Regions from separate parts of the Mus musculus genome. Here regions 2, 3, 4 and 5 are each linked to region 1. A link is a loop called in an ENCODE intact Hi-C map of the cell type or tissue named here. Cell type or tissue: heart. All regions are shown on one strand.

Evidence for each region. Peaks named below come from ENCODE experiments on the same cell type or tissue, not always from the same donor. Only the 100,000 strongest peaks of a DNase experiment are listed, where the experiment ranks them.
Region 2: it touches region 1 in a loop (7-fold over the local background); 10 of 42 quality-filtered maps call a loop at or near these places.
Region 3: it touches region 1 in a loop (3-fold over the local background); 5 of 42 quality-filtered maps call a loop at or near these places.
Region 4: a loop joins it to region 1, with 3 times the contacts of the local background. A loop is called at or near these places in 11 of 42 quality-filtered maps.
Region 5: a loop joins it to region 1, with 5 times the contacts of the local background. A loop is called at or near these places in 26 of 42 quality-filtered maps.

Annotation. Positions count from the first base shown.
Region 1 is chr16:17,809,456-17,814,455 of GRCm38, reverse strand. No RefSeq gene overlaps it. Among named protein-coding and RNA genes, the nearest start is that of Scarf2, 15 kb to the right of the region's middle. RefSeq lists an enhancer at 3,303-5,000. In heart, a CTCF peak has its summit at 2,129 (motif pointing right); a DNase peak (open chromatin) is centred at 4,625; H3K27ac peaks cover 1,041 bases; H3K27me3 peaks cover 1,039 bases.
Region 2 is chr16:17,555,282-17,560,281 of GRCm38, reverse strand. Lrrc74b (leucine rich repeat containing 74B) reads left to right here. Exons shown (of 9, transcript NM_029053.3): 2 at 403-545; 3 at 904-1,036; 4 at 1,907-2,113. Among named protein-coding and RNA genes, the nearest start is that of Lrrc74b, 3.5 kb to the left of the region's middle. In heart, a CTCF peak has its summit at 2,161 (motif pointing left); a DNase peak (open chromatin) is centred at 2,151; H3K4me3 peaks cover 1,448 bases; H3K27ac peaks cover 2,519 bases.
Region 3 is chr16:17,639,895-17,644,894 of GRCm38, reverse strand. It overlaps Smpd4 (sphingomyelin phosphodiesterase 4), which reads right to left. Exons shown (of 19, transcript NM_001164610.1): 14 at 4,606-4,769; 15 at 3,834-4,030; 16 at 3,300-3,533; 17 at 3,066-3,197; 18 at 2,598-2,726; 19 at 65-2,421. The coding sequence ends at 2,092. Among named protein-coding and RNA genes, the nearest start is that of Ccdc74a, 4.1 kb to the left of the region's middle. In heart, no CTCF peak of the experiment used is centred here; no DNase peak of the experiment used is centred here.
Region 4 is chr16:17,758,017-17,763,016 of GRCm38, reverse strand. It overlaps Klhl22 (kelch-like 22), which reads right to left and starts at 3,396. Exons shown (of 7, transcript NM_001359068.1): 1 at 3,323-3,396. In heart, a CTCF peak has its summit at 2,171 (motif pointing left); DNase peaks (open chromatin) are centred at 2,956 and 3,396; H3K4me3 peaks cover 2,547 bases; H3K27ac peaks cover 1,675 bases.
Region 5 is chr16:17,741,623-17,746,622 of GRCm38, reverse strand. No RefSeq gene overlaps it. Among named protein-coding and RNA genes, the nearest start is that of Klhl22, 15 kb to the left of the region's middle. In heart, CTCF peaks have their summits at 1,895 (motif pointing left) and 3,112; no DNase peak of the experiment used is centred here.

The DNA of each region.
Region 1 (5,000 bases):
CCAGGTGTAGTGGACAGGTGTACGCCCACCTCTGAGCAGAACAGGAACCAGCAGGCTCTTGAAGCTCTCCAGCCAGCCAGTCTAGCTGAACTAGTGAGACCCTGACATTTCCCAGTGAATTTTTAATTGTTATTTAGGTGCTTTGCCTACATGTATGCTAGTGCATTGCCTGGGTGCCTGGTACCCACAGAGGCCAGAAAAGTAGATTAGATCCCCTAGGACTGGATAAACCCGTGTCCTCTGGAAGAGCAGTCCGTGCACTTTCTACCAAGCCATCTCTCCATCCACAGAAACCTGGCTTGAAAAATAAAGTAGATCCACATGTGGTAGCTCATGCCTTTCATATCAGCACTTGGGAGGCAGAGGCAGGAGAATCTCTGTGAGTTTGATGCCAGACTGGTCTACAGAGAGAGAGAGTTCTGGGCCAGCCAGAGCTCTATAGTGAGACCATCTCAAAATAAACAACTAATGTAGAAAGCCATAAAGGAAGGCACCTGGTGTCTCCCCACAAGCATGCACACACAGATACACACACAAATTAAAAGCTCTGGAGAAATGTCACAGAGGTGACAACATAAAAACCTGAGTTCTAGTCCCCAGAGCACACATACCCTCCCAATGCTGAATCAAGGAGGGACAGGAGGATCTCTGAGCCTTGTTGGCTGCCATCCTAGCTCCTGTCTTGAAGGAAAAAGTCAGAGAGTGATGGAACAAGACACTTGATGTCCTCTTCTGGCCTCTGCAAATGAACACATGGGTGCACACACTCACGCATACACATATGCCAAACACACGCAGCAAAAAAAAAAAAAAAAAAAAAAGACTAGAAGTTAAGATTAGTGACACATGCCTATGTTCAGATCCCAAGCACCTACATAGGAAGCCAGGATTGGTAACATGCTTTTAATTCCAGGGCTGGGGAAGCAGAGACAGAAGGACTCCTAGGGCTAGCTGAATTAGGAAGCGAAGGGATCTTTCTTCAAGAACCATTTGTCAGCATCTTTCTCTAGGATCTAGGGCTCAGTGATGAAGCTATGCTGAGTGGTAAATCCCAGGACTCTGCCTGTCCCCCACCTCGTCAGTGCTGGAATCTCAAGTATGCCTATTACAAGCATCCTTGTGTGTGTGCACTGAGCATGAAGCGCGGGCCTTCTTGTTGATACAGTAAGTGCTTTACCAACTGGCCTATTTCCTCAACTCCTAAAGCTGTATAAACAAGCAGAGGGCAAAGACAGTGGGCAAAGATGATCTACTTCTTAGAGTTCCTCATGTTTTACTTCCTCCTGGTCCCAGTTCACAGGAGTAGAAATTTGGAAACTCACTTGACGAAGCCAAGAAATTATCCCAAGCCCAATTCTGATGCTGGGAAGAGTTCCAGAAAGGTCCTCATAGGGTCACTGGTTTCCAGGTCACTGTCAGGAGCCCCAGGCTCTCAGTAGAAATTTCTCTCAACTTTCCAGAAGTGGAAACCTTGAAGAACCAGGAGTTGTGCATATACAGGTGGATCTTTAAATTTGAGGCAAAGCCTGGTCTACATAGCTAGTTCCAGGACAGTCAGGGCTACAGAGTAAGAAAACCTTGATGGATGGGTGGCCTGGGACGTGCTCTAGCAGTAACAAGCCACTCTGGCTCACCAGGCAGATACAATTACTTCATAAGCCTGACCAGTTCTCTCCACACTGAAAGGAAAGTGCTGCCTCTGCAAAGCTGCCTCTGACTGCCATAGCACACGATGGCATCTTGTGCCTGAACTGAGATGTGCACACACATCACATAACACTATAATTATCTTTAAGTTTAAAATCATAGATAGGCCTAGCAGAAGGTCTGGGAGTCTGGGAGGTGCCCTCAAAGTGGGCAGTGCAATCCTCACCCCAGCTCACCTCTCTTGCCTCACTTCCCTGTGTCTTCCTGTTCTTTCCACTCTCGTATCCCACCAGACCATCGGCATCATGTTACAGCGTTCTTCGAGCTTCTCCTCTAGCTGGCTGTAGACAACTTTGGTGAAAAACCTGAACCTGGGACCCCCACCTCAGTGTCCTCTCCTAGCAATACAAACTGCTGGGTTATTTTTCTGCTAGGACTATTGCACACTCTTTTCTGCTCCAGATGTTTCTGCGGTTCACCACTAGATGGCAACATCAGAATACTTCTACCTTGCTAACAATGAATGGACTTCAATCTTTTCAAAAAGGTCCTATCTCTAGCCCTAAAATAGCAATGGTGTCCTGCCACACAAGGGACAGCAGTGAGATTGGAATGCCAAATGTCGTGCCTCTAGAATGGATGCTTTAAACACTTGTGTTTTGAAGTGTACAGAAAAGCAATAATAAAAAGCTACTATAAACTGGATGTTGTACGCACTTTTAATCCCAGGAGGCAGAGGCAGGTGAAGCTCTGTGAGTTCAAGACAAGCCTAGACTACACAGAGTTCCAGGACAGTCAGGGCTATATAGTAAGACCCTGTCTTTAAAAATTCAGGCCAGCCAGGGCTATACAGGGAAAGCCCTGTCTCGAAAAACAAAAAATTAAAAAAATAAAAATAAAATGAGAATTATAAAGCCACTGAACACAGCTTAGGGATATGTTCCTTAGGAACATGGCTTAGTTGGTAGAGTGCTTGCCTGGCTTGAACAAAGTCCTGAGTTCAATCCCTAATAAACCAGGTATGGTGAATGGCGTGAATCTTAGCAGCTTGGGGGGTAGGGTATCAGAGGCACAAGTTATCTTCAGCTACAAAGCTAGTTCAAGGCTATCCTGGACTATGTGAAACACCATCTTGGGGGGGGGGAGCCACTGGGGTCCCATGTTGCTGTGTGCAGTAAGCAGCTCTGGACCACTGTGTTCACTGATCCTTCGGTACCCACCCACCCCCAGTAACCACACTCCAGGGGTTTCTGGAGCTTTGATGACTAAGAAGCAACAAGTCTTCATCAAATCTTTGCAAAGATTCAGCCCAAGTCTTTGCAAAGATAAGAAGACCTGGCCGGGCAGTGGTGGCGCACGCCTTTAATCCCAGCACTTGGGAGGCAGAGGCAGGCGGATTTCTGAGTTCGAGGCCAGCCTGGTCTACAGAGTGAGCTCCAGGACAGCCAGGGCTACAGAGAAACTCTGTCTTGAAAAACAAAAAACAAAAACAAACAAAAAGAAGAAGAAGAAGAAGAAGAAGAAGAAGAAGAAGAAGAAGAAGAAGAAGAAGAAGAAGAAGACCCGTCACCTTATCCTGATCAACTTTCTTTTCCCTCTGTCCCCCTTGTTTTGTCACTATTGCTTGCTTTGTTGGTTTTGGGTGAAGCTGGGACACTGTGCATGCTACACTCCCTGCTCTTCTGGATCACAGAACTCAGATAACTTCCAACACATCTGGCTGTGTTTCAGGGGTGTGTACACCTCCAGGCTCAGTTGGGTACTGTGTGGCCGTGCTGCACATGTGTGTTAATTATGGACTGAATATGCTTTTCTGAGCCTTTTCCGTGTGTTTGCATATCAGGCGTGTGGTAGTCAGTGTCTTCCTATCAAGTCGGCTTTGGTAGAAGGTGTCCCTGTTACAGGTCATGTCACTGTGACTTTGTCTGCTGTGAGTGTGTTTCACTAACAGAGCTGTAATGGTGGCAGAGGGGTGTCTCTCAATGTTTTTGTCGGGTGACAGTGGTATGGATGTTGCAAGTTTAGACACAGTCTCCTGAGCGTGGTGAAGTGCTGGGTGTGTGCTGGCATTTTGTCTAGTACAATGGTATGCGTTACAGAGGACATGTTTGTCTCCTGTTTCTATGTGTAATGGCTGTGTGTGGGATCAGAACTTGCCTCTTTTTTCATTGCACCATGAATTGTGTGTATGCATGCTTCAAGGGATTTGGTTTCCATGTGCTAGGCAGCACATGTGATTCATATGATATAATATGATATATGATTCTTTCACCATGCCTGAAGTGCATGTGTTGTAGGGTGTATTATGTTCCCAAGTCTGTTAGATTTGCTGTGTATCCCTTGCCCTTCGTTTATGTGTTCTGAGGGCTGAAAGTCCTCTTTGCATTGCAGTGACTGTCTCCACATGTGTGTGGCAGGGTATATGTCCCTTGGTCTGCATGTGCAGTGCCGTAGTACATCTGTGTTAGACATGAAGGTCCATTTCTGTCTAGCAGACTGTGTGTCTAGGTGCCTCTGTGTGTCCCAGGGAATTATGGAGCCATGAGTATTTGACCCTTTTAATTTGGATGCAGTTATATGTAGGGTACATGCTGCTGTGTGTTTGTTCTGTGTTTCTGGGCCACACTGATTTGTCACACGTGTGTGTTTTGCATTGTGTTGTATTTCTGTGCATCTAGTGGCAAAGGTATGTGTGCCACAAGACAGCAACTGCTGGTGTGTGCACATGTATAAGCTGTCTGGCACAGCCTGGCCTCTCTGAGTGATGTGTGCTACATCCTGCTGGAAACCAGACGGAGCCCAGGCCCCTCTCCAGTCCCCACATTCCTTTGTGCTCTGTGTTACAAAAAAATATTTGCGTTTTCCACGACTCATAATTTTTCCTCCTCAATCACTACCAGATGTGAGCTCTGTGGTCCCCGTCCCCATGGCAACAGAGGTTCCAGCAGTCGTGGTTCTCTTTTGTGGCGCCTGCCCTGGGAGCTGGCACTAGTGCAAGCCCAGAGGGGGTGGGGAATACTGGGTGGTGAAAGACATTTAAGGGGAACTCTCCTGGGGGACAGGCGGCAGGGCTGGTTGATGATGGACAACACTGGTCTCTGTCCAGGAGGGGCCCACAGAGAGGTTCCTGCAGGTCAAGCTTCCTGGACAGTGGGAGGAGAGGCCCCAGGCCAGCACTGAGATATTCCTGAACTGCCCAGATCATACCAATCTAGACTAGGGAGATGGAGGACTAGTGTAAGGAATTGAGTGAGTGGCCATTGTGGAAGGATGGCTTGGTAGGGGCACAGAGTGGGCAAGAGTGGGGCCTAACAATGTTCCACTCTACACTGATTGTCCTGCCTTGGCCTCTG
Region 2 (5,000 bases), 250 kb after region 1:
GTGTCTGTGTGTATGTGTGTCTCTGTGTGTGTGTGTCTCTGTGTGTGTGTCTGTGTGTCTGTGTATGTGTGTCTCTGTGTATGTGTGTGTGTGTGTGTCTCTGTGTGTGTCTCTCTGTGTGTGTCTCTGTGTGTGTGTGTGTGTGTGTATGTTTGGGAAGGTGATCTGTGATACCTGGACGCAGTGGGGCAAGGACAGCAAACATGTCAGCATTAGGCAAATGCTCCCTTTGGTTCACTAGTTTGGTGGCTTTGAGAAAAGACTTAATTAATTTTTAGTGTGGAGGTCCTCATCTAGAATATGGGCACAGTAGCCACCAGAACAAGAAGAAATGGCAGGGGCAGGAAAGGGTCCAGGCTATGCCAGTGATTCGTTCCTTCTTCATCTCCCATCTACTGCTAGGCACCCATGGGCTTGGAGAACGGGTCATGGCTACCCTCTATCTGAAGTCTTGCCGGGCCAATAGTGTTGTGCCAGTTTCTTGTCTTCTGCGCCAAGAGGGTGCCTCTGAATTGAACCTTCGGCACCGTGGCCTGGGGCCCCAGGTATCTGTTGGGGGACACTGGAACCACACTTGGCTGGGAGGATGTAGGAGGTAGTGGCCATCTTGTCCTTGATTCTATCTCAGACACTCAAAGCTGTCTGTGCCACACAAGTCCCATCTCCCATGCCTGCGAGACAGGGTGGAGACTGTGTGACAGAGATGAGGGTGGAATTGTAGGAAGGACTCCAGGAAGTGAGATTGGGCGGCACCTAAAGGTAGAAGCTGATGTTCTCTGGAGGAGGTGGGAGCTCTGGGGATTTAAACTGAAATTATGACCATCTGTATCTCAGTTCAGGGAAGGACCAGGCCCCCCAGGCCACTATGTTCCTCGCCCCTTGTACCTCTCTGCTCTGTTCCAGGGGGTCCGGGCATTGGCTTCCGTATTGACCTCTAATCCCTACATCAAGCGTCTGGATCTTCGGGACAATGGGCTCTGTGGTGCTGGAGCAGAGGCTCTGGCTGATGTCCTGCGTAAGAACAGCATTATCTCTGGTAGGTAGTGCAGGACTTCCGTCTGAGAAGTAGGCAAGCTTGGGGCCCCTCTTTCCCAGGGAAGTGGCTCCCTCCCCAGGCCTTCGATCTTGAGATGTTGCTAGGAGATGAGGAGGGAAGTGCCGGGTTAACCCATGCTGAGCTGCTCTTTGTCTGACCCTCTCCATTGCTCTCACTGGCCTCTCCCTGGTGAGCAGCCTCCCCCCTTGCAGTAGACTCCCAGTGCCTGAGTGCAGGGCAGGAGAGCACAGAGAAGCAGGCACCGAGGGAGGGAGAACCGGAAGGGCAAGGTGGGGGCTGGGTGAGGCTGCTTCCAGCTCTGCCGATGAAGCACAAGCTGACCCAGGCAGGCAATCACTGAGCCTGTTTTCAGCTTGTAAAGTGACCACCACAGCACTACTTTGCTCTCTGGGCTGTGGCAAACTTCAAAGGAAACGACAGAAGTGGACATCTAAGCTTACATCGCCAGTCCCTAGCAATAGGACAGTGGGGTTATGCTGTTACATCAACCATCACAGAGTAGCTGACATGCTACCACAGCATTCTTCACAGACAGTCATGGAGTGGGGAGACCATAGACCCAAGGTGACTCAGCCAACAGTGGCAAGGCTGTCACCATGCTGCCCCCAGATAAATCAGATTGCAAAGCCCCTCCTTTCCCTCAGGCTCGGAGGTTTGTGAGATACAGAGAAGTGAAAGAGGGTGGCGACTGGCTGGGGGTCCCACTGACCAGGCAGAATGTGTGGCGCCTGGCTGCGGGTCCCTCCAACCAGGGAGAGTGTGTGGTGCCTGGCTGTGGGTCCCTCTGACCTGGCAGAGTGTGGCACCTGGCTGCAGGTCCCTCTGACCAGGCAGTATTGCTGCCCTCAGATGTGGACCTGTCAGAGAATCAGATTGGAGCTGCAGGGCTCCAGGCGATCTGCACTGCCCTTGCCTTAAACCCAACTGTTGAGAAGATGCAGCTGCAAGGGAACAGGCTGGAGGAACAAGCAGCCCAGCACCTCGCTGCTCTTCTGCTGCATCACAGGGGCCTGAAATCTCTAGACCTCAGCTATAATCAGCTCAATGACCTGGCAGGTAACAAAGTCTGGGCAGTCATGGGTACTTATCGCCCCCTGGTGGCAGGGAAGGGGAATGGGCAGGACGGCACCCAGCTTCTGCCTGAAAATATCAATGTGCTGGTTTCTGCTCATGATATCTCCTCTGGCTGTCCTTCCACTCCAGCCACGGAATTCAATGAGTTCCAGGCATAGCTCACTGCCCTCTGCTGTGAGGAATCTATCTATGAACAAAACAAAGTTCCTGACCTCAAGGAACATACACTCTCAAGACCATTCTGACCTTCATAAAGAAGCAACGTATAAGTCTAGAAAATAATGGATCCACCTGCTATAAAGGGGCAGAAGTTTAAGCAGAAATCTGTGCCTTGGGTAAAAAGGAGTCAGCCATGGCAAGATCATGAAGCTGATGAACTCTCATCATGCAGGCCTGTTTCCTCCACTGGTAGACACCAGTGTGATTGGACTGGTGGTCTAGGGGAGAATGACCAGGCAATGCTTTGCAAGGGAAGCAGAGACTATATGCCCATAGATCATGGAAGAAGGTATGGAGGTTTCATCCCAAGTGCTTTTGCAAAAGGGCTTGTAGTATATCTCAGTGGTAAGGTACTTGTCCAGTGTGTGTGAGATCTTGGGCTGGGGAGAAGCTAAGTGCTAGGGAAGACATGGGAAGGCAACCTTGATCCAGTCATTGTCTCCCAGTGCCTCTGCACGGGCCGGACTGCTGTGCTAGGAATATAAATACCCACCTATGTCACTCATGTCTAAATGTGTCAATCAGCTATAAAAATCAGACCTAGGCATACCTGTAAGCTCAACTATGTGGAAGATCAGTTGAGCCTAGACTTGGGGATGATCTGGTGACATAAAAGGGCCACTCAGGCCCTGCTCAGCTGAAGCAAATTCTTTCTAAACGTGTGTGTGTGTGTGTGAGAGAGAGAGAGAGAGAGAGAGAGAGAGAGAGAGAGATGTGTGGGTGCCTGTGGAGGCTAGGACATCTCATCCTCTGCATTAGGAGTAGCAGATGGTCACGAGACATCAAATGTGGGTGCTGGGAAATGAACTCAGATCCTCGTGAGGAACAGCTGGTGCTCTTAGCTGCTCAGACACTTCTCCAGCTTCTCCAGCATCTGAAAGGAATTCTTAGATCATTGCAATGGATATGCCAGAACAACTGTCTAACAGGAGTTTTGGAATTTCTGGTCTGCCCCAAGCTGCTTAGACAGTGGAGTGGTGGAGTGGTGCTAACCTTGGCTCTGGAGTTTACCTGCTAAAGCCGAGTGTCTTCTAAGAAAGTCATTGTGAGAGCTCTGTGGAAGTAAAGGAGCATCTCACATCACTTCCGACAAACCGTGGCTGTGTCTCTGGGACTTGAGAACTGAGTAGCCAGCTTGCTGCTACTTTAATGAATGTTGCAGGCAAGCATCTTCTTCTTCTTCTTCTTCTTCTTCTTCTTCCTCCTCCTCTTCCTCTTCTCCTTCCTCCTCCTCCTCCTCCTCCTTCTTCTTCCTTCTCCTCCTCCTCCTCCTCCTCCTTCTTCTTCTTCTTCTTCTTCTTTTGAGACGGAGTTTCTCTGTGTAGCCCTGGCTGTCCTGGAACTCACTCTGTAGACCAGGCTGGCCTCGAACTCAGAAACCCAAGTGCTGGGATTAAAGGTGTGCACCACCACTGCCCGGCTGCAGGCAAGCATCTTATAAAGGGAAATAATGCACTTTTGGCTTATAGATTTGGAGAGTTCAACTTTTGATAGTTTGGCCTGTGGCTGAGCCAACATTAGAGAAGAGTCATTCAGCTGTCGAAAGGGGTCACGTGATCTCCTGAGGGGAACCCCTAGTGCCCTAAGACTTTAGATATTTTCATCTCCACATCCCAATATTGAGAACCAAGTTTTTTAGAAAAGACTTTATTTTATCCTGTGCATATGTGCATATTTTATCTGTGTACATGTGTCAGTTCACATGGAGGCCAGAAGAAAGCCTCCTGAAACTGAAGTCAGTCAGCTGTCAGTCAGCCACTAGCCTGCATGCAGGTGCTGGGAATGAAGCCTGGATCCTCTACAAGAGGCCAGTGCTGTGTCACCTGGGCATCCCAGGGAGCAAGAGTCATCTCTGCAGCCACAGGGAGCAAGCCTTTACAGCACTGGAAGATCTTTGGGGTGGCTTATTATATAAGTTACAGACTAGAGCAGGCAAGTGACACAGAGGTGGTGGGAACAGAGGGCGGGAATCTGAAGTCCTATGACGGTATGCAGGGAAGAAAGGGCAGACTATTTAGTTTCTCCAAGTGGGGATCTGAGGCTGTTGCTGAGCAGTGAAGGAGCTTGAGCCTCAATCACCCACGGTCTGTGCCAGTGGAGAATCTAACTCAGGTGTGGGCCTCACAGGATGGTAAATGGGTGGGTCACAGAGATAGTGTTGCCGTTACAGACCAGTAGAAGAGTGAGCCTCACCCTCCAGCTGTTCAATAGAAGAGGGACTAGAAGACACTTGCTGTCCTTGCCCAGCTTTAGCAGTGTCCAGGAAAGGTGGGGGGCTCCTGTATCTGAGAGCCTAGGGGTGTCAGCTGAGGTGCTAATATGTCTGCTGCTGCAGGTGCTAGCCAAGCAGGTAGCTGGACACACTCTGTCTACACACGTGCAAATGCACACACATTTGCCTTAGTTTGATCTAGTTTAATTTGGATTAGTTTTTGAAGCCAGGTCTCACTATGCTGCCCAGAATAGCTTGGAATTCACTATAGCATTCAGACTGACTTCAGTCTTCTGTATGCTCGGATAACAGGAATGGACCACTACAACAACCCCTCTGAGCACTTCAAACCAGCTTCTCTTCTCTAGCAGCCAAGAAAATGAGAAGAGGCCAAACTTTATTCCCAAGGGACTCCATTCTGGCCACAGAGATCAGCCA
Region 3 (5,000 bases), 170 kb after region 1:
AAGTTTCATTACAGACTACACAGTGAGATCTTATCCTAAAAATAAACCAAAACAGGGAGATGGCTTAGTTGAGCATCCTATTTTATTTTTTGTTGCTGCGATAAACACCGTGATCAAAAGAAAAGCAAAGTGGGCATCAGAGGGTTTATTTTAGCTTATAGGTTAGAGTCTATCATGGACAGATGCCATGAAGGAACTCAAGGCAAGGCAGAAGCCTGAAGCAGAAACCAAGAGACTGCTTGGGGCTTTCTCCCCAGCTTACTTTCAGCTACCTTTCTTATACAGCCCAGACCTACCTGCCTAGGGATGGTACCACCCGAAGATAGCTACATCAATCAAGAAAAGGTCCCTTTCCCAGGTGAATCAAGTTGACAACTGAACGCTGACAACTGGTGACACCTGCTTTGAGGCCTAACCTAGTTCCATTCCTCAAACCTCTGACCTATGTCCATACATGGCACGCATGCATGCACTGCATCCCCCACACTCCAATAAGTCAGTCTAAAACATTAAACTCTGGGGGCACTTGAAGGAGTAAGACATGACCTGTGTGTGTGTGTGTGTGTAACTGTCAAGAGAAAAAAAATTTAAAAAAATATTCATCTCATAAATAAATACAGGCTAGGTAAAGAGTTGGCACAAGCCTTTGATTCCAACACTTGGTAAGTGTACGTGTATCTCTGAGTTCAAGGCCAGCCTGGGCTACACAAGAGTAACTATCTCTATCCCCCACACAAAAGATAAATATTGATAGGGTTGTTGGTAAGGGCTAGTCATTCAGCTCTGACCAGGGGAATTGGAAACAGTGGGACACTCAAAAGGCAACTTCCCTTCCCACCACAAGGAGGTTGTACTCCTGGGAAGATGCTGGCCTGGAGCTGGCTAGTATAGGTCAGCCCCATCTGCCCATGACTCTAAGATTCTGGAGGCTGAAGAGATGGCTCAGTAGTTGATTAAGAGCACTACAGAAGCCTGGAGTTTGGTCTCCAGCACCCACCCACTCCCTCTTCTTGGCCTCCTTAAATGCATACATATGATGAACAGACACAAGCAACATTCACTCACATAAAATAAAAATGACACTGTTTAACAAAAAGGAAGTTTCTGGAAGCCAATGTGGTATTTGTTCTGGATGACAGCCAGTTCTGAGGTGTTAAGCAGGGAAATCAGTTCTCAGGGCACCACAGGGCCTGCCCCCACCTCAGGGTTAGTCTGCCTTGTCTTGTTTCTGCAGAAGTTGAATCCAACATGCCCTAGGCATGAAAGGGGACTTTCAGTCAGAAAGAACTCCATCACGAGGTAAGGAGGTACCGTGTCCAGGAGCTTGCTCCACAGTTCCCAAATGCCCAGGGACCCTTGGCAGGTAAACAGGCTAAAGATTCAGCCCAGACAATCTCCGAAGCAAGAATGGTTTATTCGGATCCTTGTTCAGTTATGTTTTGAGCTGACTTTTGGTCATGGGTCCCATGATGTATTCTGAAGTTACATCGAAATACAAAGCCCAGTGATAACTTTGAAAAAAAACAGGTTGGTATTTTTTTTTCTTTAAAAACAGCTACACACCCACAACAAAAGGGCTGGTTTAAGAACACCTTGGAGATGGTGGTGTTCACCTGCAGGGTGAACTTGAGCCCTTTGGTGTCTTAGCTTTGATGTGAAGGTGTTTTTTTCATACAGGTGTTGTTACAAATGTGACGCTCCCTTAAATTCCTTAGTTTTACAGGCAAAACCAATGCTTTTTTGCTTTGTGTCCACAGAGGCTGGCCAGACCAAGCTCCAACCCCAAGCTCTGTCTCTTAGAACCCTGCTTCTCCCCTGGAGTGGATATTGAGCTGCTTGTGTGCCCTTGGACTGAAGGTGAGGAGCCATGGCCAGCACTGATTGTCTTACACAATGGCTTATGAACCTTCTGACACTGACCCTTCTGTGTCAGGCCTGCCTGGATCACTCTCCCTTCCAACTCTTTGTTCTTTTGAATAACTCCACCACTGCAGGGAAACTACTCCCAAGAACACTGAAGATGACCTGCCCCTCTATTCCTGGCTTCTAAGCAACCTGCCACAGTCTGCTCAGGAGAGGATGGCCAGCAGCTCAGAGCTGGTGCAGCTTCCCCCGTTCAGTGAGCAGTGTCATAGCTATGGCATAGAGGACGTATCCTAGGACCAGGAGCAAGGAGCAGGACAGGGGCCCAATGCAGAACAGAGAAGCCACAAAGAAGGCCATCAGGAGCAGGAGCAGTGTCCGGTAACTGCCCAGGAAACGGAGGCTGAGCCTGGGGCCCCGTGCAGGATTGGTGACCTGCCTCCGCCCTACAGGGCTCAGCAGATGTCTGTTGCTCAAGGCAGGCTCAGTGAGGTGGTAGCGACAGAAGCTGCCAAGGAAGTCATTCCGGGAGCACAGAGCTGCCATCTGGCCTGCAAACTAGAGAACAAACAAGGACTCAGCAGTTGGAGACACAGAGCACCCTCCCTTCCAGGATGCCTCTGGGACCAAGTGATTCTCACGCAGGGCCGTGAAGGGCAGGATGCTACCTAGGGCAGGAGCACTCTCTGGAAGCTATGTCTAGGGCATCCCAGCTGTCCCTGCTGCTCACTTACTCTACGGTTGATGGCAGAGGACAGCCGGAAGAGTGCACGGACCAGACTGGTGATTTCGTAGCTCCGGATGGGCTGCAGCTCTAAGTCTCCCTGGTACTCAATCTCGAACCTTCGCAGACCATTAATGATCTAGAAACCCGTTCATTTGTGTATGAATTTTTAATATAAGTGCAAGATGTAAAGCATTAATGCAAGCAAAATGTTTCCGTGAACACATTTCAACAGTTCAACTTTATAACAATTATAAATAAACCTGTTAAAATTTTCTGGACAATGCCAGCATTTGGATTTTTTTTTAAATAGGTAAATTTCTTATTGACGGCAAAAAAAAACAAAATAAAATAAAATAAAAAAATCTAGAAACCCAAGCAGTGGAAATAATTCTAAAAAGAATGTATCTTTGCAGATGACTTGAGAAACGACAGCTCATGCGACCATCATATGCCCCTTGCGACAAAAATGGTTTACCTGGTAGCGGCCCAAGGGTGTAAGGATGAGTCCTTCTTCCCCCACAATGCAATCTGGGAGCTGCTGCTTCCCATTCTCGTCCCGAGCACTCCCCAGGGCAAGCGTGAGCTGGGCCAGCTGGGCTTCGCTGAGCTGGAGAGGAAGGCCTTTGCTTTCAATTTCAAAGGGAAGGAAGGGAGAGCTCTTCACCCCCACTGACTGAGACCCTCCTAGAGGGACCTGTACAGGACATACCCGGAATATCTGGCGCAGGTACTCCAGGGCCTTTTCTAAGTACTCGTCTGTCTTGCGGATGCTGTCCTGACCTATTTCATCCAGGTCATTGGCTGGGTAGCAGCTATTTGTGTCTGTGAGGCCAAAGGTCAGCCATGACAGGAAGGAGCGGCCAGTTGGGCTTTCCACATACTGATCAGAGATGGACTTGGCAGTCTGCTTGGCCTGTGTGATGAGCTGAGCAAGGCGCAAGACCTGCAAGAAAGACACAGGCACTGCAAATGGGCTCAAGCACCCACCAAAGGAGGTGGTGACCCTGTCATTTGGGCAGGGTGGCCCTAAGAAACCAGCTCTAAGAGTGTCCACCCAGAGGGAAAAGGGACATCTTATAATTAATAATCTTCATTATGAGAAAAAAACTAGCAGTTATACTTAGAGCACCCACTCAATACCCAGCCTTCCTCCCTTCTTCTCTGCACTGAAAATCCCTTCCTTGGTTCTGCTGGTCCTCACAGCTTCCGGGACCCCACATTAGGAAGACTTTTGTCCACTTACCAGGGTTCGGATTTCAGGACCAAACATTGGGGTATATTTGCAGTCTTGGCCCTCTAGGCTATAGACATGGCTCTTCACCTTGAAGGAGGCATCTGTCACAACAGGGGGCCATGGTGACAGGAAGCTGGTGGTGACTGTGAAGAGCCGGTGTTGGCGGTGGGGGATGATGAGCTCCGGCTCCAGGAACAGCTGCTCACCTAGAAGGCAAGACGCTAGCTAAGTCTGCCACACGCATCCAGGTGCTCCTGGTAAGACTCCAGAAAATTTGCTCTGGCTTCTGAAGAGCCGTGGCAATGCTGTACCTCCAGGCTCCAGGCTAGAGAGAAAGGCCTAACGGGAATATCTGGTGCAGGTACTCCAGGGCCTCTACCTGTGTACTGTCTCGGGGGCTTGGTAGCTCGAGGGCCCAGCTCTAATGCTTAGGAGCCTGAGCAAAAGCAACAGTTGCCAACAGTAGACACTGTGCTAGCAGAGTGACAGCAGCCAATGCCCGCCACTACCCACCAATCTATAGGGTAAAACAGCAGTTCGGAGAGCTACAGCTTAGAGCTCTGATGTCCATGTCTTTGAGCTCAGTATAGCCATTGCCTAGATGCCAGCACTAGGAAGGGGACATTAGCCAAACTTTTACTATACTTTTGATGTGCAAAGTCTGCAAGCCACAAAGAACATCCTTGAGGCATGCAGCAACCCCAAATTCCTCTATGTGCCACTTCTCAGCAGCTAAGGTACTAACTCACTCAGTGGAGCCTGCCCGGGACTGAAGACTCACCTTTCTGGATCATCTCAGCCAGGTTGGGCTGGGCAAAGACCTTAGCCACTCGGAAGACCATGAGTGCATTCTTGGGGCTGACAAGGTCTGTGCGTAGGGCACGGTTCAGAAAGCTCACAAACAGCTTGGTGTACATCAGCAGGTTTTCCTGGATGAAGGGTGCCCTGAAGACAGGTAGCAAGATGGGGGCCAGCTGGAGTGAGACCACCGTGTAGACCCCTTATAGGAGGCAGGGCCACACTGCTCCTTACTCCCAAAGCCTACCCCTTCCTGATGCCCCACCTCAGTCCTCTGTGCTGATAGGGTGACCATGGAGCCAGGCTAGGCCGAACAAGGAGATGGGGTTCTAGGGTCGCCGTGTACTCAAGACCTGAAGCACAGCATGCCTAACTTAG
Region 4 (5,000 bases), 51 kb after region 1:
AGTCAGTTGCTAGAGGCCTGTGGCCAGTGGCCAACCATATGCTCTTTTAGCACAGGTCAGCCATTTAGAAGGCCATGGACCCTCTCTACTTCATGCTACTCTACTTACACTTTAGAGTTCCCTGTCATCTCTTTAAAAGTAAAAAATGATAACCAGACTCACCGGGCAGTGGTGGCTCATGCCTTTAATCCCAGCACTTGGGAGGCAGAGGCAAGTGGATTTCTGAGTTCAAGACCAGCCTGGTCTACAGAGTGAGTTCCAGGACAGCCAGGGATACACAGAGAAACCCTGTCTCGAAAAGCCAAAAAACAAAACAAAACAACAACAACAAAAACAGACTCAGTGGGTAAAGACATTTGCCCTATAAGTCTAGCAACCTGAATCCAATGCCTGAAACCCACACAGATGGAAGGAAAGACTGAACTCCACAAAATTGCCTTCTGACCTCCGCTCATAACCTGTGGTACACACATGCACACATAAAGTAACAATAAGAAAAGTTTAAAGATTAATTTTACTTATGTAGGAGCCCTCAGTGGCCAAAAGAGAGTGTCAGATCCTCTGGAGTACAATTGTGAGCCATCAACCAAGGTGCTGGGAACAAAACCCAAGTCCTCTGCAAGAGCAGTAAGCACTCTTAAACTACTGAACCATCTCACCAGCCCCCAAATATGTATATCTTAAAATGAAAATTAGATGTTGAGGGAAAACTAGCCTAAAGGCCTTATTACTGAAGGAGCACATTTCTCCCCAACCCCATCTCCTCTTCGGGACCTATGTGCTCTCAAGCCTCTCCTGCCTCCCATCACATGTGCTCCCTTCTCTTCCATCTGTCTCCTGGATGTAGGGCCTCTATTGGCTTACCCACACCTTCCTTCTACCTGAACCAGATGCCTTCTCACAAGGCCCTGGAGATGGTTATATTATGTCTTGCCAACTATTTCTGGGTTAGGATCCCTCCAGCCTGGAACTCTACCTTAGAATAATTGCTCCTCTCCTGACCTCTTTCTTCCCTTCCTTCAGTGCACCCTGTCCCCGGGGCACGTATTCTCAATGGCGTCTCCAGCCAGAATCCCTTCTAACTAGTCTGTTTGTGTCAGTTACACACTACATTTCTACCTGAAACCTCCTAGTCTCAGCGATCTCTTTTTCTTCTTAAGGCTATGTTTTATAAGATCCTTTGTTCTTGATTCTCCTCCTATATCTTGCAGTCATCCCCTTATTTTTTCCAGTGGCCACTGTTTGGAGTCCCAGCATAGGACTGTTGTTCCAAAGGATTTCCCTAACTCTCGTCTTGCTTCAACATCAACATCCCCAGTTTCCTCTGAACAGGGGACCAAAAATACTCCTGTGATCATACTATAGTTACTTACCAAGTGCTATCTCACTGCTTCATACTTGGGGCTCCCTGTGACTTAGCTCAAAACCTCACTTCCTTCTCCTGCCTGCCCCACTGCCAGTTCTTAGACCCATAGGGACACCTGAAGTCCTCTGAACAGAACTGTGTTCTTTTCTCATAGTCCTATTCTGGCCGTGACTCTAGTTGATCACATCTACCTAGCACCTTCATACAATCTCAAAAAAACATGCTCTGATAGTGAACCTGTCTTCTCTACCCTTGACAGTTTGTCTCACAAGCAACTCAGGGTTAGTTTCTATGGCAATATCTGCTAACCAAACTCTGGCTGCTATCTCCAAACCTCAGAGTCCTGGAAGGCTTCCCCATCTGTGGGTGATTAATTGTCCTAACAGACACTGACCCTCCCCCACCATGCACATGTGGAGGTGGTCCTCACAGTTGTCAGCTGAGCAGCCTGTCTGCCCTCTTGGAAGGGGATGGATATCATCTGCTCTCTAAACGGCCACCACAAAAACAAGTACAGTAAAACAGATGGCTACTCCTTTGGACAGGCAGAGCACAAGAAAAGCTCAAGAAAAGAAATTCAGTACAATCAAGAATGCAACAACATCCAGAATCTCTGGTATAGCCAGACAGGATGGTAACAGATCTGTAACTCCACCACTCCGGAGTGCTGATACAAAAAGATCACAAAGTTGCCTATAAGGAAGAGGTGGGGTTAGAGTGCTCAGTGCACTTAATGCAAAACTATTCCTGCCCGGAACTGGAGCTCCCAGCGCTGACATCGGGTGGAGGCGCCCTCTGCTGGTCTCTAGAGCACCTTCACCCAGGTGCACATACAGACCACTTGTTTCTAACAGCCTTCGCTGTCACGGAACTCTTTGGTGATCAGCCTGGCCTCAAACTCACAGAACTCTACCTCCAGAGTGCTGGGATTAAAGGCAGGGACCACCACACCTGGCTTCACTCTTTTTTTTTAAACGACAAAACATTAAGGAGACTACGGTGACTGCAGATCTAAGATATTCCTCTACACATTCCTTTAGCTTCTGCTTATAACTTCATGCCCCTCTCACACATATAAACTAGGTTCCCTACCATTGTTTGCTACTACAAACAGCTGTGCACTGAAACAAATTTTAGAGGAATCTTCAAGGAATCATTTACTGGAAAGGCATCCTCAACCTTCTGTGGGGGCTCCCATTCCGTATCTGTCCTCAACGCATCTGAACCACAACGTAAGGTGTGCAACAAAAGGAAAAACAGCAGCTTGGGAAGAGCAGAAGAGGGAGCGGGTCCTTATTACCACGGGGGTGGGAGGGAGCATCCAAGAGGTGTTGACGTGCTCTATGGCTTCTTTCCCAGAGCACGGACGAGGAGCATCTCGGAGATCAGGCCTTACCCTAGGAAGCAGCCGCGGGCAGAAGGTGGCCCCGTTGCGCCCGGACAGGTCCGTTCGTTCGGCCTGTACAGGATCTAAACTAGTACAATCCGGGGATTTTGCACTGACAGCGCTTGCTCTCCGGCTTCTCTCAACAACCGCAGCCGCGGCTGATGAGCTTGAGGTCACGCCGGGAGAGGCAGCCAGGCCCGCCCGCTGCCTGTTGCAATCCCTGCTCGAATAGCTTCGAGGGACGGGGACAGGCCAGAGGCCACACTCGGACCCACGGCTGGCGACAGAACCTGACCAACCGGGCTGCGAGGGCCACGGTCCGCTTCAGCCACGCGCAGGCCTCGGCGGGCCCGCGCCACAGCGCCAGGCCCGCGCCGGACGCCCGGGGGTCGCCCGGCCAAGCCCCCGCCACGTCAGGCAGTCGCCCGTGCCCGCCCCAGGCGCCCGCGGTACTTGGCCCAGATCTCCGCGCCCTCCGCCATCCCCGCTCCCTCTCCCATCCCCGCGTGCAGCACAAGCTCGGCGAAGAAGGCCTGCCGGGCCCGCACGGTACATGCCTCGCAGCTGACCTGGTGCTGCCGCAAGCTGAGGCCGCTCTCGCAGCAGGCGGGAGGCGGGAGGCTGGAGGTGGGGGCGGAGCCTCTCCGTCACGTGGGATGCCGCGCAGGCGCAAGGGGACTCTAGGGGGGGTCGCTGTTGGGCGGGGCGGGAAGAGGCTGAAGGGTCAGACCCCGGCTGCTCTTCCGAAGGATCCGCTGTCCGGAAGCTCCACCCTCGAGGTGCCTATTGAAGGTGCAAACCTAGGCCCTCCTTCTTTCCCTTTCTCCTGGCCTCATTCTAACCCTCACTCATTCTCTCACTCATAGCTTCTTCACTGGCTTGTCTCTTCACACCCTTTCACTCACCATCTCCCTCATCGACTCCTTCCTTCCCTCACTTTCCCGTTTCCTCCCCCAGTCATTTCTTCGTTTCTCCTGCATTACTTCCTTCCCTCTTCATCGTGCGTCTATTACTTCACTCATCGTCTCACTTGTCCCCTCCTTCTTGCTTCTTCCTTGCTTCCTCTCTAGGTCGCTCCCACCCTCTCTATCTCTTTCTGTTTTCCTTTCCCTCACAGCCCTATTTATTGTCTGAGGTCTTCCTTCTGCCTCTTATTTCCTCCTTGTCGCTCCCTGGTTTCTTCTGTCATTGTACTTTAGACTTTGGAAGGCTCCTCGTCCGGTGCTTGCTGTGGAGAGTGAAAACAAGCAAAGGCTTTATGTACGGACAAGTGTTGATTTTCCTCTTTTCTGAGACTCCAGAGTAAATCTGGTTCCCAGTCCCAAAACTCACCTGCCCCTAGCTGTCCTGGGGACACCCACTTTTCTCTGCTTCACCTCGAGGAGGACCACACTCTGAGGGGCGCATACCTATAGCAGAATCCAAGAGTGGAGCTGTAGGGCCTTCTTACAGATAGATGGGGGGAAATTGTAGTTTCAATATGGTGGAGAATGTAAGAGAAAAGATGTCGCCAAGGAAGCCTCCTCATGAAAAGGGGGAGAAAAAAAGGAAGAAGAAAATGAATAAAAGAAAGGCTGTTTTAGGGGAACCCTAATTGCTGCCCGGAGGCCTAGCTATAGATCCAGATGAAAAGACCCAGCCTCTAGAAAAGGAGGCACCCAATGCACGTGAACTTCTACCTGTCAGGGCTCCCTGGACCAAATGACTCCACCTGTGTTGCTGGAGACTTTTAGACCATGATAAAAGTATTCTAGCAAGAGATACCATCAGCAAATATATGAGATCCAACAAAAAGTAGAAGACAACACTCCCTTGTCACTTCTGACTATCGGAAAACACAACTGAAACAGGTCACCCACTAGAAAGTTCTAGAGATACAGAATAGCAGAATAGGAAGAAATCTCAAAGTCTATGCCCCAAACCTAGTTTATATAGTATGAAGCTCTTCCCATTCTAAAGACCTAAGCCCACTTTGGTCTCTGGATTTGAAAGGAAGATTCGTTTTCTCCTTGTATAACAGTTTTCCCCAAGATTGGAGCATTCTATTCTTCAGAAAAACTCCTTAAGCAGGAAGGTTAAAAAATTCAAAATAGTTTCAGGAAGTCCTTGAAACTGACCAAATACACTTGGTCCCTCCCTGTCAGAGAAATAATAAAAGCTGAGACAGGTGAAACTGAGCTGCACAAAAGACTCTCAGAGGAGAAAAGCTGCACAGTAGACTCAGACCAGACCAGCTGCCTTGACAAA
Region 5 (5,000 bases), 68 kb after region 1:
AAACTATTTGGAATAAGACTTCCATTTTGACTACCAACGTTTAAAATCCCAAGACTTCCCTGGGAACTGACACCCTACTTGGCAGAAAGAGACATGTATGTCGGTAAGTGACATCCTGGTTGACAGGTTAAGAATGTTAACTTGTTAATGAATGTTAGACAAGTCCCATCCTTGTATAGAATTTAGAACAGGAATATTAGACAAGTCCTCTGACACTGTTGAATGCCTCAACCAATGGGAACAAAGTAATTGTACAACAAAGGTATTTTCCTAAGGAATCCCCTATCCATCAACCCTCATTGATGAAATAACTTGGCACAAATGTTTTTGGATATGGGGTTTAAAAACCCTATAGGATCTTAACTCAGGGTTGTGGTTCAGTTCTGGACTCTGGACCATGGCCTTGGTCGACCAGTCCTGGGGGATATGCTCAATAAACTATGCCTGTCTGATTGAGATCAGTGTTCATGTGTTTGTGAGGCAATTCCTGAACCCCAACACCCACCCAGCCCCAGTTTCTTCCCCTAACACTAGCTAGGAGAGAAAGAAGGGGCAGGGGGAAGCTATGAATCTAATTTCTTTCCTTTTCTTTTTTCTTTAACCACAGCTACTAACAAACCTCAACCAACCTCCCTAAATGACCACAACCACACACGCCACCTCCTGGCCTCTTGGGGACCTACCACTCATATCCTCTGAAAAGTTCCCAGAGTTCCAAATGCCACACAATCACAGAAACGATCTACAGCTGGCAAAACCATCCTTCTACTAGAGCATGAGGGCAATCATAACCAGCCTCCTACATCTGGAATTAAAGCTAAATCACATTCTTATAATATTTATCATTAAAAAGAAATAATTAGCAAAACCAAAATTTCAGAATTCTCAAAAATACCACTACACCAGTCTGTCCCATGTCAATGTTGCACTTGTCTCCACAGATGAAGTGATGAGACCAGTACCCAAGCTTTGCAGATACACCGCTTGGGCGGAGCCCAGAGTCTTTCTTTCTCTGTTCTAATTATTCCTAAGCTGAGGCCTGAAAGCTTCTAGCTTCCACACAATCTAATCTTCCAAGCTGACTGATTCAATCTGACCTCTCTTGGCTTCTCACTGAATTGCTCTGCATGGCCTTAAACTAACTTTGGCAATTTCTCTAATCTCCTGGTTCCTTCTTATTCTCTGGCTTTTGCTTCATAAACTGAATGTAAATGAACTCAACCTTACTGCGGTGCCTCTTGTGTTGATTGCACTTAGCTCAACTTGCCACACCCTCCCTGCACTGCTTGTACTGCTGCTCTTAAGCAGCCTCTTTCCTGTGCTGTGCTCATGACAGTTGGGCATAGCTGATCTCTGACTCATTCTGTCAAATCTTTCCATGATTCATCACTTTGCCCTTTAATTAGATGTCACTTTCAAACATGGATACGTCCTTCTACAAATTAACTTTGCCTTCATTGTTTTGGATTAAAGACTTAGACAGGGTTGGAGGGAAGGCTCAGTGGTTAAGGGCACTGGCTGCTCCTCCAGAAGTTCTGAGTTCAATTCCCAGAATCCACACGGCAGCTCATAATTGTCTCTAACTGCAGTCCTATGGGATCTGACGTCATCTTCTAGTGCTCATACATACATACAAACAAACACCCATATACATAAACAAATCTTAACAAAAACAAAAACAAACCAGAAAGGCTTGGGATGTGATTCTTTGTCAGAGCAGCAATATTGCTGGAATACATTTTCTCTGTAGCCTCTTACTCTCAGATTTTCATCTCTGGGGTGCTGGAATCAAAGACATGTGACCACTATGCCTGGCCTACTTCCTATTCTTAAAATCCTCTTATCTCAGAAGCCCACCTGCTCCCACACTAGCCAATTCAGTGCTGGAGAGCTCCCCCTGGTGGTACGCATGTGGGAGAGCTGGAGGGCTGACCAACTGAACCACCTCCCAGGCCCCAGACCCAAAGTTTTGAGTTTGGCTCAGCACATCATCTACCCCATGTGTGACCTGCTGGAGCTCATGATGGGTCAAGTCCTGCTGATCCAAACTACAGATCTCCCTGACTCAGGGCAACAACAGGATATCTGAAAGGAGTCCTGGTGAGGATTCAGTGTTGATAGTATAACAGAAGCCAGAGACCTCGAAACAGATCAATGATTCACTGCAATGAACGTTTGCAAATAAAGACGTTTGGACAAAAGCACACACTGTGCGACACACTATGACACAGCAGCCTCCACAGCGAGATCTGATTTTTAATTTTAGCTTTTTATTTTGTTATGAGGGAGAGGTAGCAAGGATAGATGCAAAGGAGTAGATAGATGGGTGGGGTTGGTGTGCATAATATGAAATTTACAAACAATCAATAATGAGTTTAAAAGAACCCTTTTATCTCTATTGTAGTTGGAATATATTAATAAATTCCTGCTTAGGGTTACTACCTGCCTCAAAAGGGTTTATGTTCCCCAATGAAAGACACATACCCTATAATTAAATCTTCAACTCAAAATTTCAAGGCTCAAACTTAACAGGGACAAAGCTGTAAAATCCTAATCTTAATAAAAAGCTACTAACTTGACCTGGGAAATGGTGGTGCACGCCCTTAGTCCCAGCACTTGAGAGGCAGAGGCAGGTGGATCTCTGTGAGTTCCAGGCAGACTGGTCCTCCAAAGTGAGTTCCAGTACAGCCAGGGCTTTTACCCAGAGACATCCTGTCTCAAAAAGCAAAACAAAATAAAACAAAAGCCTACTGACTTATTGTAAACTGCTAGATAATCAAGACGTGCAAGTTAATGCTCATCACCTTACGAACAAGCAAATTATTTACTGTGCTCGGAACTATGCTCATGGATACGCTAAGTACAAATGTAATTCATTTGGTTTTTTTTAAGCCTCCTTTATGTGTTTTCAAGGTAAAGCTTAAAGCAAGTAACTAAAAACAAGTAAAATTTGCTTAAAGGTTGGTCTACTTAATAGGTTATGGTTCTCAAACTCATCAGAGATCTGCTAATTATGACAATTGAAATGTTTAATGAAAAGGCCTTCCATGGTAGACTCCTACTGGGAATCGGAAGTCTCTAAAGAAGACACTGGAGCACTACTGCCCCACCTGCTGGACTGCAGCAACGTTAACCACTGGAAACCTGCCCCATGCCTCGCCTGCAGGCAGGGCTGGGTCCATGCTGTGGACACTGTTGGACTGACTGCCCTGCTCAGCCTTGTCTCAGCAGGTCAGTTTTCCTAGGTTCCTCCTCCACAGGAAAATCTCTCAGACCTTCTGGGGATGGCAGCCAAGGGCTGATGCGGACCCTGCAGAGCAGCAGAACAGTTACTAGTGTCCTGGGTGACAGCCAAAGCCAATGAAGCCAATGAACCACCAGTGAAGCCCCCTAGACCACTGCGGGAGCCTAGGGAGTGGGTAGTGGGTCTCTGTCCTTTTACTGGATACATAGGCCATTTGGATCACACTTCCTGCTATAATGTACCCTGCTCAGATTGTTGTTTGATGGCTAACAGCAGCCAGCAACCTGGCTCTTCCCCAAGGCTGAATTCTGCTGCCTGTTCAGTTCATTCCATAGAAAAAAGCAGCCCCAGGCCTTACCCTTTTTAGAGCTAACCAGGTCTCCTGCCAAGAAAGGCAAACAGTTTACCTTGCAGATAGACTCACACTCTTAAAGGGAAAAACTCACCAAACAGGTTTCAAAGTAACTTTTTTTTTAAGATTTATTTATTTATTATATGTAAGTACACTGTAGTTGTACTCAGACACTCCAGAAGAGGGCATCAGATTTCATTACGGATGGTTGTGAGCCACCATGTGGTTGCTGGGATTTGAACTCGGGACCTTCGGAAGAGCAGTCGGCGCTCTTAACCACTGAGCCATCTCGCCAGCCCTCAAAGTAACTTTTTTGCTATTCCTTTAATTAAAGGAATTTGATTTACAATATCTGCTCCCAGAAATCAGCCACCTGTGTCTCGTGGTAAATGATTAGATAAAAACAAAAGGTTTCAAGCCTAAATAAGTTATGAGGGTCTAATAAAATGTTTTAAGGTATGTAGGAGCAAGTTGTAAAGGTCTAAGGAAATGATTTAAGGGACACATAAAAAAATAAAATTTTCAGATTCCTAAGCTTTTACCATGTGTCTTAGTCAGGGTTTCTATTCCTGCACAAACATCATGACCAAGAAGCACTTGGGGAGGAAAGGGTTTATTTAGCTTACATTTCCACACTGCTGTTCATCATCAAAGAAGTCAGGACTGGAACTCAAGCAGGTCAGAAAGCAGGAGCTGATGCAGAGGCCATGGAGGGATGTTCTTTACTGGCTTGCTTCCCCTGGCTTGCTCAGCCTGTTCTCTTATAGAACCGAGACTACTAGCCCAGAGATGGTCCCACCCACAAGAGGCCTTTCCCCCTTGACCACTAATTGAGAAAATGCCTTACAGTTGGATCTCATGGAGGCATTTCCTCAACTGAAGCTCCTTTTTCTGTGATAACTCCAGCTGTGTCAAGTTGACACAAAACTAGCCAGTACACCATGACTTAAAGTCTATTGTTCTTTCTATAATATGAATTTCAGTACAGATTATAAACAGTAGTAATGTAAATATGTCTAAATGTCTAAATGTTTATCTCTCTTTTTTAAAGTTTTTTTAAAAGATTTATTTATTATTATATCTAAGTACACTATAGCTGTCTTCAGATTTACCAGAAGAGGGTGTCAGAACTCAGTACGGATGGTTGCTGGGATTTGAACTCAGGACCTTTGTAAGAACAGTCAGTGCTCTTAACCACTGAGCCATCTCTCCAGCCCCGTTTCTTTCTCTCTCTCTCTCTCTCTCTCTCTCTCTCTCTCTCTCTCTCTCTCTCTCTCTCTCTCTCTCTCTCTCTCTCTTCTCTTTCTCCTCTCTCTCCTCTCTCTTTGTTTTTGTTTTTGTTTTTTTGAGACAGGGTTTCTCTGTAGAGCCCTGGCTGTCCTGGAACTCACTTTGTAGACCAGG